2 separate regions of the Homo sapiens genome follow, and region 2 is linked to region 1. A link is a contact called in ENCODE Hi-C or POLR2A ChIA-PET data. All regions are on one chromosome and are shown on one strand. Each heading gives the region's core, a stretch centred on a gene start or an enhancer-like site at or near the end of the contact. The rest is flanking DNA. Distances are from core to core; before and after follow the strand shown.

Region 1 (5,943 bases), core at 1,169-3,668:
GGCTTCTCCCCCTACTCGCCTCTTTCTCTGGACTCTGGATTGTTCCACAAAGATTAACACTCATTTTCTCTGCTTTTTTTCCATGCACATTAATTTTGTCTTTCTGCAACACTTCTGAAGCAGGTATTATAGAAATATGGGTAATAAACAGAGAGCAAAGCCTTCTAAGTGAATACCTATTTGCTCACAGCCAGTAAACAGCATTCAAGGGGAATGCTTTCTATTTTTTAAAATGAAGGATTATTTACTTTAGCATATCTGCTTTCTTAGAGGAAGACCAGCTGGTTTAAGAAATAAATAAAGGCTATTAATCTTTATGTATTTCATTTACGATTCTCTTCTCGAAGGAGGAGACCCATTAATAGAAACCTTTATAAGTACTGTAATATTAAATAAAAGTGCACTAAGTTATCTACTTTTAGAGGAATATTTAGGGTGTAATTTTCAGCCAACTGGAGAGAACCTAACAAAACTCGAGTGCTTAAAAGAAGGCATGTTATCGCTGAAGTTAAACTTGATTTCTTTTATGGCAGAACTGGACAGCTGCTCACACCTGCCTTAACTTTTCTTTTTTCTTCAGCCTAAAGTTATCTATTCCAGGATTCTATGTCATATGGTATAAAGCTTTGGTTTCAATCAGTCACTAACATAGAAGCTTGGATATATTTGGAATTCCTTTTGGGGGAAAAAATTGGCCAAAGCTTTTGATAGCTTTGCTTCTCACACCCAGGCCAAACTGGGCTGGCTCTCTACTGGGACAAGAATGCATATTGGCATCTCATCCTTAAAGCCACAGAGTCACAGCATATTGGTCCAAAAAGGGTTATTACAGCTCATGCGGTCTAACTTTTTTTACTTTTTTTTTTTTTTTTTTTTAGACAGGGTCTCGTTCTGTGGTGCAATCATAGCTCACTGCAGCCTCAAACTCCTGAGCTCAAGTGAACCTCCTGTCACAGTCTTCCAAGTAGCTAGGACTACAGGCATGTACCACCATGCCCAGCTAAGTTTTTTAAGTCACATGTAGAGATGGGAGGTGGGGTCTCGCTGTTTTGCCTAGGCTGGTTTCGAACTCCTGGCCTCAAGCAACCCTCCCACCATGTCCTCCCAAAGTCCTGGGATTTCAGACATGAGTCACCATGCCCAGCCTAACTTATTTATTTTATATTTTTCTTTAACTTTATATTGGCATTCCTTGCTCTCTTTTAGCAAAGTCCTTAATTAATTGACAATATAGAATATTTATATTACAGGTAGGTACCTGTTACAAGATGCCAAGACAAATTAACAAGATTTAGCAGGTCATTCAAGCACTCTCACAACTCTGATACTTGAGAGACAGTCCACCAGACAGATCAACCTTCAATTCCTGTATATTCTCCAAGTTCTATGCCTTAATTTGGTAAAGACATTAGAGAGAAAGGTACCTGGGCCACCTTTCCTCAGCTTCTTCCTCAAATATATTAACCAACTTACAGGTGAGGTGTGTCCTCTGTTTACATTCAGGGTTAATATGAGTACATCTTTTGCAAGCGTGTGATTGAAGATACTGACCACAATGTTAAGCGGTATTAACTCTACACAACTCCACGTGATAAAGTCCTTCTTGAATTTAGCTTCAGGCAATGATAGCATGCATGCTCACTCTTGTCAGAAAGTGAAATCTCTGCAGCCTATCACGCTTCTCTTTTCACCTCTGCTGCCAGAAAGATCTGAACCAAATTTATTGCCAAGTGTTGTAATATGATCATTTCTGGTGCCTAGAATTATTTACTCCTTTTTCTTTTTCTTTTTTTTTTTTTTTTTTTTTTTGAGACCAAGTCTCACTCTGTCGCTGAGGCTGGAGTGCAGTGGTTTGACCTGCATACCACTCTCAGGTTCAAGTGGTTCTCCCACCTCAGCCTCCCAAGTAGCTGGGATCACAGGCACCTGCCACTGTGCCCAGCTAATTTTTGTATTTTTAGTAGAGATGGGGTTTCACTATGTTGGCCAGGCTGGTCTTGAACTCCTGACCTCTAGTGATCTGTCCACCTCGGCCTCCCAAAGTGCTGGGATTACAGGCATGAGCCACCAGGCCCAGCCCTACTCCTCTTTCTTTCTTAAACATTTTATTTGTAAACTGCTTCAAGTAATTTTGGAAGTATGTAAGTTAAACATAAAAAAATTTAATAAAATAGGTAAAAACAATTGGTAGGAAGTAAGGAATAGTCAATCTTCCTAATGAAACTTTTCTGTGCAAAGGCCTTCATGCCAAGTTTCTCATTTGAAGGATGGTGAAAAGGCCTTATGCTTTGTGCTGGGCTTAATCCCCAGCTATACAACTTACTTGTTAAATAACTGTACAAAAGTGACCTCGCTTCCATTTCCTCATTTTTAAGTGGGGATATTAATGCTGTTGTTCCACTGGGGGGTTGTGACAACCCAATGAGAAAACATGGGGAAATACTTTCTAAACAGTGAGTCACTCTAGAAATGTTGGTTGTTATAACTTCCCTGTCTTGCAGGGCTGAGCCACTCTAGTTTAAAGAATACGTGTTTGTGAGGGCTTTTAAAATAAACTCACAAATAAATTTGCAAGTTCTTTGATACTCCTTTCAAGAAGTGGAGCCTAATTCTTCTCTCCTAGGGTGTGGTCTGTAGTCAGTAACTGAGTTTTAGCGAATTCAATGTGGCAGCAGTGACAATGTGCAACCCGTGAGAATAAGTCATTACATGCATTGTGGCTTCCTCCTTGCTCTTGCTCTTAGATCACTCATTGCAGAAGAAGCCAACTGCCATGCCAGAGGGGCACTCAAACAGCTCTGCAAGGAAGTCCCTGTGATAAGCAACTGAAGACTCTGCCATCGGCCATGAGAGCGCCACCTTGGAAACAGATTCTTCAGCCTTAGTCAAATTTTCAGAAGACTGTATGTCCAGCCAACTTCTTGACTACAATCCCTTTATAGATCCCAAGCTAGAACCTCCCAGCTAAGCCACTCCTGGATTCCTGACCCTGAGAAACTCTGTGAGAGAATAAATGTTTATTCTTGCCTTAAGCTCCTAAATTTGGAGGTAATTTGTTACTCAGTGATATGTAATTAAAAATGTCTGTAGTTATCTACCCATCCTTTTGGAGAGCACTACTGAGGACTAATATCAGACTTTATACTCTTCCCAGATGTTATCATTGAAGGATATTCAAGTACTCAAATATCTTAGGATCATTGAGTGGGAAATCACCTCAGAGTCATGTGCAGTTTCCTCATTTTGCAGATGCAAATGCAGAGAAGCAGAGAGAGTTCAATGAGATGCTCAAAGACATTTAAATAAATGACAAAATTAGGCCTAGACCCTTCCCTGGTCTTCTTCTATTGGAGTTCTTCTTTCTCCTTCTTTCTCTTTCCCTCCCTCCCTCCCTTCCTTCCTTCCATCTTGCCTGCCTGCCTGCGTTCTTCTGTCCTGCCTTCCTGCCTTCCTCCCTCCCTTTCTCGTTTTCTTCTTTCTTTCTCTTTCTTTTCTTCCCTCCTTTCCTTCCTTTCCTTTCTTTTCTTTTCTTCTCTTTTCTTCTCTTCTCTGCTCCTCCCCTCCCCTCCCCTCCCCTCCCCTCCCCTCCCCTCCCCTCCCCTCTCCTCTCCTGTCCTTTCCTTTCCTTTCCTTTCCTTTCCGAGGCAAGGTCTCACTTTGTCAGCCAAGCTGGACTGCAGCAGCATGATTACAACTTACTGTAGCCTCCATCTCCCTGACTCAAGCGATCTTCCCACTCGAGCCTTCTGAGTAACTGGGACTACAGGAGCATGCCACCATGTCTGGCTAATTGTTATTATATTTTTTACTTTTTTTGCTAGAGATGGGGTCTCGCTATGCTGCCCAGGCTGGTCTCAAACTCCTGGCTTCAAGTGATTCTCTTACCTTGGCCTCTTAAAGTGCTGGGATTACAGGCACGAACCACTGTGCCCAATCTTTTCTCTCTTTCTTCTTTTTCCAATGACCTAAAATACTCCTTTATTTTTGAGCACAGATCTCAGAACAGTGACATGGTTTAAAATCAATACTCTCTTTTTACCGTAGCATGCTAGCTCTTTCCTTTGTCTTTTTCACCTGAAAATGTGCCAACCTAAAGCTTTTAGTTTAGGCCAGGTGCGGCGGCTCACGCCTGTAATCCCAGCACTTTGGGAGGCCGAGGTGGGCGGATCACCTGAGGTGAGGAGTTCGAGACCAGCCTGGACAACATGGAGAAACCCCGTCTATATGAAAAATACAAAAATTAGCCAGGCGTGGTGGTGCATCCCCGTGATCCCAGCTACTTGGGAAGCTGAAGCAGGAGAATGGCTTGAACCCAGGAGGCGGAGGCTGCAGTGAACAGAGATAGTGGCCACTGCACTCCAGCCTGGGTGACGGAGGGAGGCTCCGACCAAAAAAAAAAAAAAAAGAGGTTTTACTTTACAACATCATTTTACAAAAGAAAGGGTGCCCCTCAGATAAAGAAATTGCACATAATTAATATATATTGACATGAACACCTGCTGTTTGTAAGATGCTGTATGGAATCAAAAAATTTAAGCCTAAATTCTGGTCCTGAAGTTCCCCCAATCTGGTAAGAATGGGATGTTCTATGTGCAGTCAGAACAATGAATTATAGGATATTGAAGGACAGAGAGATCACATGTGAGATTCAAAGCTTTAAGCCAAGAGCTTAAAGTACATGAATTATTTTGTTTGTCTCTTTTTTTTTTTTTTTTTTTTTTGAGGCAGGGTCTCGGTTTTTCATACAGGCTGGAGTGCAGTGGTGCGACCACAGCTCACGAGAGCCTTGATTTCTTTGGCTCATGTGATCCTTCAGCCTCCTAAGTAGCTGGGACCACAGGTGCTCACCACCACGCATCTGGCTAATTTTTTATTTTTAAAGAGACCTGGTCTCACTGTGTTGCCCTGGCTGCTCTCAAACTCCTGGGCTCAAGCGATCCTTCCGCTTTGGCCACCAAAAATGTTGGGATTACAGGCGCTAGTCATCATGCCCAGCCCACAGTACATGTTCTATAATTACTGTCCCACGTGATATTTAAAGCCAGTCTTCCAAATTAATATGGTAGGATGAAAACATGTTTTAAAGATTTTTAGCCTAAGCTTTCACTCTGCCGCCCAGACTGGAGTGCAGCGGCACGATCATAGCGCACTGCAGCCTTGAATTCCTGGGCTCAAGCAAGTGTACTGAGCAGCTAGGACTACAGGCATACGCCACTAAGCCCGGCTAATTTTTAAAAATAATTTTTTGTAGCGATGGGGTCTCCCTATGTTGCCCAGGCTGGTCTGGACTAAAATTTTGAATACTCTCTCAGTGGGTAATTTCACTCATATATCCAACAATTTGCTGTTAGTCTTTGGGTATACACATAGTAATTTATATTCAGACAGGGATGGCTCGAGAATTTCTGCATAAGATTGAATTAAAAGGATTGCATTCTGGTTGGAAGATGCTTCAGGAAACTTGTCTGGAATGCATTTGATAATGTGCCACTTTTTTTTTTTTTTTTTTTTTTTTAACGTATCAGTATCATTAAGCAGGTAACATGCCATTTTTACATAAGGGTTTTGGTGTGAGGTGTAGAGTTGATGGCAGTCACTATTGATACCAATGTTTTGTCTCCCTTCTCTCACATTCTATTTTTTTCAAACTGTAATATTCATTTATTAAAATTTTGAGGCAGAGAGATCTTGGAGGAGACTCTTTGAAATGACAGTAGGGGTTTTACCAGCACCGGATGTAGATAGTTGTTCTTATACTAGAGGTGGCAGGAATGAAATGGGGTAGAGATAATATGCGTTTATTGTTTGAAGCGGCTGTGTTTTGGGGTAACTTGTTATGCCCTAATAGATAACTGAATGGAGGTGGCAGATGCTACTAGTTCCATAACACTGGGGCCCAGTTATCACCATGGTAAGTGGCGGGGGTGGGGGCGGAGGGGTGGA
Region 2 (6,312 bases), core at 1,522-4,021, 140 kb after region 1:
ATCTGAAACTTTTTTTTTTGAGAGGGAGTCTCACTCTGTCACCGGGGCTGGAGTGCAGTGGCACGATCTCAGCTCACTGCAACCTCCGCCTCCTGGGTTCAAGCGATTCTCCTGCCTCAGTCTCACACGATGCACAGGTGGAAAATTCCACACCTGACCTCATGTTATGAGTTGCAGTCAAAACACAGGTGCACAATGGTGAAGATGATGTTAACACTGCAGAAAAACGGCCTAAGTTATAATATGGTAAAAATGTATGATGGGTTTGTTGAAGGACTAGAGCTGTGTGTGCCTTCATAACAGAACAAGAAATCATGTCAGCTTATAAAATCAAAGAGAGACCCCCTAAGACAAAAACCACTGTTACTAAGGCCAGTGACACTGGAGGAAACATTTGAAAAAAGCTATCCACTAGCATGCCTCTTCATCCTTGGAGGACCCACATCCTGGTCCCTCAACTGCTTCCAGTGTTTCTCCTCACCTAAAAAATAGAATACAGTGTACAGTAATCTTTTAATCAAAACACAGCATCACAGGTGGAGACTGAACGCCTGCTGTTATCTCTTGCTGTTGTTTCACAGCTGATGCAGGTATTCTGGGCATGCTACTGTGCTGCTTGGTTACCCTGAACACTCTATTTTTTCACTGCATTAACGGTTTGTCATGTTTTTTACCTTAAAATTCACACTTATGTGTGAATAAATGTAAGAAAACAGTTGCTTCTCAGTAGCATCTACATTCAGAGTCAGGAATGATGGTGATGCCAAATAACCACAGATTGTCCACATGGGTGGCTGAGCTAGGGTCACCTTTGCTTTCTGATGGTTCGATGCACACAAACTTTGTTTCATGCACAAAATTATTTAAGATACTGTGTAAAATTACCTTCAGGCTATGTGTATAAGGTGTATATAAAACATAAAATAATTTCCTGTTTAGACTTGGGTGCCATCCGCATGGTATCTCATTATATATATGCAAATATTCCAAAATCCCAGACACTTTGGATCCCAAGCATTTTGGATAAAGGACACTTAACCTGCACTTCTACCTCTTTTGCCCACTCCCAGAGTGTTCATTAGATGATTGGTCATAAACTGGGGCAGTTCATACTATTTTCTTAACTTTGTAAGTTGCATACATAACATCTGACAGTCTCACAGTGGTTGGCAAATTCATTCCACTCTTTTCAACTTCTCAAGCTCTCTGTCTTCAAGAACTGAACAAGGATTCAATATGGATTAGTGATTAAGAGCTTGGGCTATGGATTCAGAACAACCTGGGTTCAAGTCCTGGATCTGCTCCTTACAAGCTGTGTGAGTTGAAACATCAATTTAAAAATTGAGGTAAGAATTCTTTATACAAGTTATGAGCTCATTGTGAGAATTAATGAAGATAATATGTAGAAAGTACTTAGCATGGTTTATGCACATAGTAAGCACTTATTAAATGCTGCAGATGAACTATCCTGGCTTTACTATGTACCAGTTATGGGATCTCATGCAAGTTTTCCCATCACAAGGGGCTAGGCCATGCTGCTGTAACAACAATCTGAAAGCATCAGTGGCTTACAACAAAGAGGGTCCATTGCGGATTGACTGAAGCTTGGCTTCTCCCATTCTCTCTAGTGTTCAGGGCGTACCTGGAACATTGCCAGTCTACGTGGTGGATGAAAAAGACAGATGGCAAACCACGTGCTGGAAGACATGTGTCAACTCTGTCTACACGTCACTAGCCAACACAAGTCCCATAGCCACTCCTGAATTCAACAGTGCAGGAGTGGATAGTATTCCTCCAGAGTGGGGTATTGAAAGGAAGAAAATTGTAATGTTTTATCATAGTGTATAATTTGCCAGCTATTTATTCTGAGCCCTACCACTCTGTAAACTTTCTGGCACAACGTAGGCACTTTTGAATGAGAATCTTATTATACTGTCAACTGTTCTAGGGGCCCCTTCTGCTCCCAGTTTGCCATAAAGAGGCGTCAGACCCCAAAAGCCCAATTGTGCCTTATTTAGTTCAACATCTGGAGAGGCTCAGCTGTCCCACATATTTGTTCCTAAATCACTGAGTTGCTCACTGAATTGGCTGCCGACCCACCTTTTCCAGACAGGAGAAGAGGAAAAACTTATTTGCGAAGAAAAAGAGAAGGCTCCTCTTGGCCAGGCCAAGGCCTCCTTTGGAGATGGGCCATAACAAACAGAGATTTGTAATGACTAGGATACCCTAAACCGATAGTAAAATGGAAATCCACAGGATCAACCCAGCAGAGGGACTGGGTAGTCGGAAGGCTGTCATCGGCCGGTGGTGTGACCTCAGACAAACTCCTTTGCAGCTCTGTGCCTCAATTTCTTCCTCTGTAAAAGGGAGGTGGTGGTGGTGGGGACAGTGACTCTCTCAAAGAGCAGAGATGAGAGTAAAATATCATATCCATGACCAAGTCACAAACTATAAACACTATTCCACAACAGTTTAACAAAATGGTTAAATCTAACAAAAATAGGACAGGATATGCAATATATCTGACTTTAACAATAATTTGGTAGTAAATATGGAAGGAGTTGAGGGCCCAAAACACAGAACATATTCCCATTTCTTGGAGATCTTCAGCAGATCACAAAAAAGAGAAAGTTAGATTACTTGGGTGTTCAATTTGCTGGCAACCATTTTATGCTATAATTCAGCATTAGTCATGGCTGACTAATTTTTTTCTCTAGAAAATTAGATGGAGCATGTAAACACAAAGGCACAGCACAGCCTCCTGGAAAAAACCCCAAATGCACTGAGTCTTCGGGCAAGACTGAGGGATCAAAGGCCAGGTGGGCTGCCTGCTCTGCTGCTTCGGTGCCATTTGGTATCATTTCCGTATTTCACTCAGTTGGTGTTGCTCAATTTCCACTCCCTCCATCATCAAAAAGTATTTTTAGAGCCTTTCATTACAGGAAATCTTTGGCGTTGTTCTCAGGGCTGCTCATATAGGGGAACATGTTTTCCATTGTCAGTATATCCGTAAATAAAGACTAGCAAATGCATCTTTACATCTTGGAGGGCACATTTACTCTTGTCTGATGCTGCATGGCATACTGAACCATGGGAGAGGACCAGAGCAAAGATGTGATGAGCTTTCTCACTAGTGTAAACATGGCTCAGGGGTTGACCAAATAGGTGGCTTCCTACAAACATTTCCCTCACCCCATGAGACCGGGGTATGTGCTCCTGCTTTGTGTTCTGTGTCCATCACTGTCCTTGGCCCATTGTGTACCCTATGGACTTAATCATGTAAGTGTTTGCCCTGTACTAGCCACTGTTTTAAGTTCTTTCAGTGTGTTAACTCATGAGACTGTTACAACAATCCCTTTTTTTCGGATGGGAAAACTGAGTCACAGAGAGGTTGAGTAGCTTCCGTAAGGCTGCACAGCTAGGGCTACTCTAAGAATTAAGTGAGTTAATGTCTGCAAAGTGCTTTATGCAGCGCCCAACACACTGTAAGTGCTCTACAAGTGTTTGTTAAGTAGATATGCAGAGTGTAGGCAAAGCCATACTACTAAGGGGCTAAACATGGTTGCACCCAGTGGGGGTGAAAAGGCCTGGTTTCCAGCCTACCACTGTGACTCTGCCCTGAAGTGAGATCTTGGCCATGTTGTTTGGCCCCTCTAGGACCTGTGGTTCTCATCTGTAGGATGCATCTGATGATTAGGTAGGCTTTCTCAGGTCAAAGCATTACTGGTTGTGCAACACGTGATAGGGAATGCAAGCATAGGGAATATCACTAGATAATTTACCATGGACATCCAATTTTTGGAACAGCCTTGGGGATGGGGGCCTGTTTGTGAAATGGAAGAGTTTTTCCTACTGAATTCAGAAATTTATCTGATAAAAAGGAGCTCATTTCAGAGACATGTGTTTCTCTAGAACCTTGTAACCAGAGGCAGTGATAACATCAGAGGTATGGTTCAAGAATGTTACAGTGTGCAGGAGTTTTTAAATGCTAACTGCAATCTCACTGGAGAGGCTAAGAAACGTAAATTCTGCCTCTTGGAGTCTTGGGGCATAGCTGACACTGGAGAAGTTTGGTAAAGCTGGCAAACCTGGAGGAAAAGTCGGGAAGAAAGTTGATGGAGGAGAATTGGCCACCAGTGTGGCAAAGACATATGTCTTAGTCTGGTTTGTGTTGCTATAAGAGAACACCAAAAACTGAGTAATCTACAAAGAAAAGAAATTTACTTCTCATGGTTCTGGAGTCTGGAAAGTCCAATAACAAGGTGCTGGCACCTGGAGAGGGCCTTCTTGCTGTGTCATCCCATAGTGAAAGGTGGAAGGGCATAGATCATGAGAAAGAGAGAGAGAGAGAGCTGAGCTCACTTTTGTAACAAACCTACTCCCAAGATAATGACATTAATCTATTCATGTGACCTAATCACCTCTTAAGGATCCCACTTCCTAGTACCACCACATTGGGGATCAAGTTTGCAACACATGAATTTTGGGGAATACATCCGAACAATAGCAGCTTGGATTCCCCACTCACGGATACCTTGAAAGTAACACTGCTTAGTACTATTATCGATGATAGTAACCTTTGCCAAGTCCATCCAGCCCTTCTACCATTATCTCACTTGACCAGAGGCAGGACAGTAATAAATTGCCCTCCACTTGACAAATCACTGAAGAGAGGCTCAGAGAGGTTCAGTGACTTGCTAAACTTTTCACAACATTGAAGTTGGGGAGTTATTTAAACTTGAGATTCTAACTCCCTAATTCAGGTTTCTTCTCAGCCCTCAACAATGTCATGTATGTGACCTTTTCCATTTCCCTTATGACTCTGGAAAAACTGCTTCTCACTTCCTTCTTAAACTGGGCTCTGCTAATATCAGCCCTTCTTGAAGCACTTCATGGCAGGGCCAGTGAGGGAAATGTGGCCCCACTCTTCATGTTTCCATGTTGTGGGGAGACTTCACCACACTCCCAGTAGAGAAATATATGGAAGAAACACTTCTGCTACTTACCACTCTCTTTTTCTTTCTTCCTAGAAAGATAAGTAAATTTCTCAGGGGAAAGGTCTTCCCACAGTGGTCCTGATGGTCTTTTATTGCTCAGTTTCAGAGCATCCTGTTCTCTGGAGGCAGGCATCTTGGCTTCTCTGTAGAAACAGACCTGTGGTTTGGGACTCCAAATCATTTTCTGGAAGATGGTTTATCCCTAGGTCTTCAATCAGAGAAAGGTGTTCAGATGCCCAACAGGGTCTTTGACAGAATCTTCTCCAGTCTCCAGACAAACTGCCAGGAATAGCACTGCTTTTTTGCTATTTCTGGCAGGTCCCTCTGTCTATCTTTCATTTGGATTAGAGTAGACCATGTCCTTTTCCTTTAAACACTTTTTTCTTCTTGCTTCTTCTGATGCCCAATTCTATAAGAGTTGTCTGCCATGTTCACTTGACCTCTCCATCTCAGTCTCCTTGGCAGAATCCTCCTCTCACACTTGCCTTTTACTTTGAAGTCTGTCTTGAATCCCATTTTCTTTTCTGTGTATACATCCTCTCTGTGACCCCACTAGTCCTTTGTTTGAAGTACCTTCTACATGCTTTTCCTACCTAGTTCTTCAACGCTGACCTCTCCGAAACACACCAGACTCATAGCCACCTGCCTGCCTGACATTTCCTCCTGTGAGCCTAATGAACTTTGAATGCTCACTGGAAAAAATCCCAAATTTTAATTTCCTTAAGTAGTTCATCTCACAGTCTCTCCCTCTTGGTAAAAGGCACTACTATCTAGCCAGTTGCTTAAGTGAAAATCTAGGTGTTCTCTTGGATTCCACTCTCTCTCCCTTAAGTTCCACAATCCATCAAGAAGTCCTATAGACTACTTCCAAATCTTCTTCTTCTTTCCATGTCCTCTACCAGTGGTTCGTAAATGTTAGTATACACTAGAATCATCTGAGTGGGCCTGTTAAAACCAACTTGCTGAGCCTCAACTTCAGAGTTTCAGTAAGTTCAAGGTGGGGCCTGAAATGTGCATTTCTAACAAAGTTTGCAGATGTTGATGCGCTGGTCAGGAGCCATACTTTGAGAATCACTGTCCTATACAACATTACCAGCCCTATCAGGCCTTCCATGATCCCTCACCTAAACAAATTACTGCAACAGCCTCCTAATTGGGATCTGTATGTTTACTCTTATTTGATTTCATGGATTTTTATTGTGTTTTCTGACCTCCCAGTACTTTTTAAAAAGTTTTTCTTGGAGAATGGCTTGAACCCAGGAGGCGGAGCTTGCAGTAAGCCGAGATCACGCCACTGCACTCCAGCCTGCGACAG

Evidence for each region. A loop is a pair of places that touch in the nucleus more often than their neighbours do. ChIA-PET counts read pairs that join two places held with the same protein, here RNA polymerase II (POLR2A). Pooled maps may share reads with other maps.
Region 2: a loop to region 1 is called in a pooled map, with 3 times the contacts of the local background. The contact joins two enhancer-like sites. A Hi-C loop is called at or near these places in 4 of 50 pooled maps. POLR2A ChIA-PET finds 5 or more read pairs at or near these places in 4 of 52 experiments (H1, IMR-90, activated CD8-positive, alpha-beta memory T cell and 1 more).

The regions. Positions count from the first base shown.
Region 1 is chr4:26,285,251-26,291,193 of GRCh38, reverse strand. LOC105374542 (a long non-coding RNA gene) reads left to right here. Exons shown (of 2, transcript XR_925508.3): 2 at 2,745-3,041. It also overlaps a transcript of RBPJ not described here. Among named protein-coding and RNA genes, the nearest start is that of RBPJ, 33 kb to the left of the region's middle. RefSeq lists a silencer at 2,280-2,329 and an enhancer at 2,500-2,549. Within about 2 kb of position 2,418, at least 8 of the 41 ENCODE cell types and tissues checked have a DNase peak (open chromatin) inside an H3K27ac peak, as active enhancers do.
Region 2 is chr4:26,147,655-26,153,966 of GRCh38, reverse strand. LOC105374541 (a long non-coding RNA gene) reads left to right here. Exons shown (of 6, transcript XR_925507.4): 5 at 1,203-1,346; 6 at 1,629-1,873. It also overlaps a transcript of RBPJ not described here. Among named protein-coding and RNA genes, the nearest start is that of LINC02357, 80 kb to the right of the region's middle. Within about 2 kb of position 2,771, at least 7 of the 41 ENCODE cell types and tissues checked have a DNase peak (open chromatin) inside an H3K27ac peak, as active enhancers do.